2 separate regions of the Homo sapiens genome follow, and region 2 is linked to region 1. A link is an interaction called in ENCODE POLR2A ChIA-PET data of the cell type or tissue named here. Cell type or tissue: OCI-LY7. All regions are shown on one strand. Region 1 overlaps P3R3URF-PIK3R3 (P3R3URF-PIK3R3 readthrough). Region 2 has its middle 24 kb from the start of FAAH.

What was found. ChIA-PET counts read pairs that join two places held together with the same protein. Peaks named below come from ENCODE experiments on the same cell type or tissue, not always from the same donor. Only the 100,000 strongest peaks of a DNase experiment are listed, where the experiment ranks them.
Region 2: POLR2A ChIA-PET joins it to region 1 with 7 read pairs; 2 of 35 experiments call an interaction of 5 or more read pairs at or near these places.

The regions. Positions count from the first base shown.
Region 1 is chr1:46,155,525-46,158,024 of GRCh38, forward strand. The region is part of intron 1 of P3R3URF-PIK3R3 (P3R3URF-PIK3R3 readthrough); the gene reads right to left. It also overlaps a transcript of PIK3R3 not described here. Among named protein-coding and RNA genes, the nearest start is that of TSPAN1, 18 kb to the right of the region's middle. In OCI-LY7, no CTCF peak of the experiment used is centred here; no DNase peak of the experiment used is centred here.
Region 2 is chr1:46,369,456-46,371,955 of GRCh38, forward strand. It overlaps a transcript of NSUN4 not described here. Among named protein-coding and RNA genes, the nearest start is that of FAAH, 24 kb to the right of the region's middle. In OCI-LY7, no CTCF peak of the experiment used is centred here; a DNase peak (open chromatin) is centred at 1,026.

The sequences.
Region 1 (2,500 bases):
CAGCCTCAATCTACCAAAGCTCAGGTGATCCTCCCACCTCAGCCTCCTGAGCAGCTGTGACTACAGGCACGTGCCAGCACACCCAGCTAATTTTTATATTTTTTGTTTGTTTGTTTTTGTAGAGATGGGGTTTTGTCAAGTTGCCCAGGCTGGTCCTAAACTCCTTGGCTCAAGCTATCTGCCCACCTTGGCCTCCCAAAGTGCTGAGATTACAGGTGTGAGCCACCATGCCCAGCCTAATTTTTTTAAAAAATTTTAATTGTTATGGGTACATCTACATTTTTTAACGATTGGGAAAAAATCTCAAGAAGCATAATATCTTGTGAAAATTATAAATTCAGATTTCGGTATCCATAAATAAAGTCATACTCATTCATTTACGTATTGTCTGTGGAGGCCTGGCAGATCTGAGTATTTATAACAGAAACTGTATGTCCACAAGGCCTAAGATATTTACTATCTGGCTCTTTACAGTAAAAGTTTGTCGACCCCTGGTTTAGTAATAGTAATGTACATGAAAAAGAGTAAAATTTACTTATATAAGTTGTAAAACGTGTATCTTAAAATGTGAAACTATAGATGCCTACACTGAGTTATTATGAGCTGTGCTGGCATACACATTTCTATAAATGTGCATGTTCTTCCTGGTTTTTCTCATAGAACATAGACAGTGAATAATAGGAATTCATTGCTGGCTGGGTTTTGATGCAAAAATTTCCTGTTTAAAAAAAAAATTGTCAGCCTGGCCAACATGGTGAAACCCCGTCTCTACTAAAAATACAAAAATTAGCCGAGCATGGTGGTGCACACCTGTAATCCCAGCTACTCCCAGAGGCAGACAGGAGAATCGTTTGAACCCTGGAGACGGAGGTTCCAGTGAGCCAAGATCGTGCCACTGTACTCCAGCCTGGGCAACAGAGTGAGACTCTGTCTCAAAAAAAAAAAAAAAAAAAGGTATGTGACATTTCTGACCATGAAGAATCTCATTCAGTCTCCTGGACACAGAGACAGTTATCCAGAGAAGACATCTGTGGTGAAGTAGCTAATACCCCATGCACTTGTTATCAGATCAATAACAGAGCCTGACCGGGTCTCTCTGAGCCACAACTGCCCCTGGACTGAATGGGGCATTTATCACACTGTTGTGGACAAACCAGCTGACCATCATGCACACAGGCCCAAGCGCCTGTCAATTAGCTTCTGTCCATTAGCTGTCCAAACCCACACTCTGGCCCTGGTACTGCAGTCACGTTATCAGTTCCCTCCAGACCCTGGAAGCATGATCGGCCATGAGTTCCCATCTCCTACCATGCCTCAACTCCACTTGGACAAACTGTCAGTTAATTAGCTAATGTGAACAAAACACTTGAAGCTAAAAAAATGCTCAGCTGGGCTATTATGATATTTGTCTCCTGATCCTCAACTCCCTGCAACTCCCTCCACTCCAAAGTCTGCCCACAGGACTCCTTCTATCTGTCAATAGGAAAATTACACAGGAAGTGATGGAACAGTCACCTATGTTCAAGGCCAAAGCCTCTCAATCCTCCTGACGTTGCTGCTATGGATTCAGGCAACTAGAATCATAAATCCCAGGGCCTGAGGTTTGGATTGGCTTTCCTATTTATTTTAGGCAAGGTCTGACTCTATCGCCTAGGCTGGAGTGCAGTGGTGTAACCTCAGCTCACTGAAACTTCTGCCTCCTGGGCTCAAGCCATCCTCCCACCTCAGCCACCCAAGTAGCTGGGACTACAGGCACATACCACCACGCCAGCTAATTTTCGTATTTTTTGTAGAGACAGGGTTTTGCCATGTTGCCCAGGGTGGTCTCGAACTCATAAGCTCAAGCAACGTGCCCACCTCGGCCTCCCAAGCTGCTGGGATTACAAGACATGAGCCACTGTGCCTGACCATAGATTGGCTTTCCTCTTTAAAAGGAACTAGTGGCTCAGCAGATCCAGAGTTCCCCAAATTATCAAATTTGGGATGATTTTTAATTTCTTCAGCTGGATGGCCCATTTAGAAAGTCAAAACAGCCTTTTGGAATGATTATGTGGAAATCAGCCTTATTCACTTTAAACCTTATATTCCCAGGGCCAAAACTCAATTCTTCGTCTCTCAATTCAAGCTCCTCTCGCTGCAGTGAAGGAGGAAAGCTTAGAGTCAGCAGGGACTCCAAGAGAAATCCCTGTTCAGAAAGTTGGTCTTTGAAGGACTGGGTGATGGCCGAAGTGCCCAAGGGTGCTGAAGCTTTGTGTAGTTATCAGACACCAAAACAAGAAGGTGCCCAGGGCAGACACATGTTATTCCCTTCTATCTTCCCTTCTGAAAGGTATTTCATAATACCTTTATGGAGGGGACTGAAAATAGCTGACCTCAACCATCTAAAGCCCAATTTCAGAAGAGTTAACAGCACATTTTTATTGCAATCGTATTTGGGCAATTCCTACATGCTCCCTGATAATCCTTGGGGAGCAGGTAGCACATCCTTTGTTTCTCCCTG
Region 2 (2,500 bases), 210 kb after region 1:
ACAAGTAATTACAAGTAAATTACAAGCAATTACAATTAGTTATAAGTAAATTATGAGTGAGCCAAGTACTGAGAGAAATGTAAAGTGCATATACCTGAGGGACCTAACCTCGCCTGGAGGAAGAGATGTTTAAACAGAGCTGAAGATAAAGAGGAGTTAAATTAGTGAGGCAGAGGAGGATGTTGGGAGTGCCCTAGCAGAGGGAACAGTTCGTGTGAATGTGAAGTCAGGAAAGAGGACATTCTAGATTCTGAAAGAGGTCCAGTATCCTGCAGTGTAAGGAGAAAGGAATGGTTGTGAAACACAAGGCTGGAGAAGCAGGCAGAAGCCAACCTACAACAGGGCTTTCTGGGCCACTTGAAGGAATAGGTATTCCATCCTGAGTAACTGGAAGCCATTGTCGGAGTTTTAAGGTGGAAAATGATCTGATCAGATTTCATGGGCCCCCCAGTGGGAATATGATTATCAGAATTTACTGAATGAGGAAGTTAAATAACTGGCTCTACAGAAATTGCTTCTGAAAGTCAGTCCTGTCCTTAAGTTTACTCAGCCTTATCTCTCTGAGTAAATGGGAACTTTTGAGCTCCAAGCTGTTCAGACCATATTTTGAGGTGACACTTTAGGAGGTGTACTGGCTGAAGAGGGTGACTGGGATGGAGAGGAAACTGAAAGTCTCATTCTGGGGAGAACTGGGGGAATTGGGAGTATTTCGCCAGGAGAAAGACAGACTTAGGGAAGAGAGATGTTGTCTCCAACTAGGACTGTTCTGAGGCAGGGGAAGCAGATGTGTTTTGAGTATCCCCAGGGGCAGAGCTGGGACCAGTAGAAGGAAGTTGTAGTGAGCCAGACTGTAGGTTAGCATACGAAACCTTTCAATGAGTGTTTTCTGAATTATCGCTCACAACCATGAATCATTAGTGGTCATGAAGTCAATTTGTGGGTATGATAAGCCTTAGGACTTCTCACAAAGGAGTACTTAGTTACTCCTTCTCTTGGACATGTAGTAGGCTTGCCTTCCCCACTCCCTCTGCAGGTAGGCATAGCCACGTGACTTGCTTTAGCCAATGAAATGTGCACAGAGGTGCTGTCTTTTTTTTTTTTTTTTTTTCCAGATTCATTTCACTTTTGTTATGAACAAACACAATCTCAGATCAGTATAACTAACTTCAGAGTTGATATTAATAGAAATTATTCCAAAATTATTCTTAGGTCACAAATTACTAGTATGCCACATAAAAAGGGAAAAATCCCACCTCATCAAAGAAAAGGTGTCCTGTGTATGTTTCCATGGGAATGAGTTTAAGCATTCTCAAATTTTCTCCGGCTAGTTATCCACCACTTCTCCAATGGATTCATTCAGTCTCTTAGAGAACCATATAGACTAATGATAGCTTCCGGGACACACAGACAGATCAAGTTCATGGTGGACATTGTTATTATAAAAAATACTCAGGTCTTGAGAATTCCTTTGCTGAAGGATCCCAAAATGCTTTATAAAAAGCATTAGTCATGCCTCAAAACTGCCCTTTGAGGTAGCTCAGTATTATTATCCCCATTTTAACAGAAGAAAACTGAGGCATATTAGAGTTAAGTGACTTGCCCAGGGTCACATAGCAAGTCAGTGGCACTGTGGTAGGAGAGGCTCTGTCCTTAACCACCAGCATAACATTGCCACCTTGATTTTTTTTTTTTTTTTTTTGAGACAGAGTCTTGCTTTGTTGCCCAGGCTGGAGTGCAGTGGTCTGATCGTGGCTCACTGACTCCCAGGTTCAAGCAATTATCCTGCCTCAGCCTTTCGAGTAGCTGGGATTACAGGTGCCTGTCACCACGCCTGGCTAATTTTTCTTTTTTACTTTTTTTTTTTTTTTGAGATGGAGTCTTGCTCTGTCGCCCAAGCTGGAGTGCAGTGGTGCGATCTTAGCTCACTGCAAGCTCCACCTCCTGGGTTCACGCCATTCTCCTGCCTCAGCCTCCCGAGTAGCTGGGACTACAGGTGCCTGCCTCCACGCCTGGCTAATTTTTTTGTATTTTTAGTAGAGACGGGGTTTTACCATGTTAGCCAGGATGGTCTTGATCTCCTGACCTCGTGATCCGCCCACCTCGGCCTCCCAAAGTTCTGTGATTATGGGCGTGAGCCACCGTGCTCAGCCTAATTTTTGTATTTTTAGTAGAGACGGGGTTTCACCATGTTGGTCAGGCTTGTCTCAAACTCCTGACTTCGTGATCCCCCCGCCTCGGCCTCCCAACAATCTGGGATTACAGGTGTGAGCCACCGCGCCTGACCAGGGAGCTTTCAATCATGATGAAGGTGAAGGGGGAACAGGCTTGTCACATGGCAAAAGCAGGAGCAAGCAAGTGGGGGTGGAGGTGGGCGGGGGGTGCCACACACTTTGAAATGACCAGATCTCATGTGAACTCAGAGAGCAAGGGTATGCTTATCATTGAGGAGATGGCCCAAACCATTCATGAGGGATCCGCCCCTATGATTCAAACACCTCCC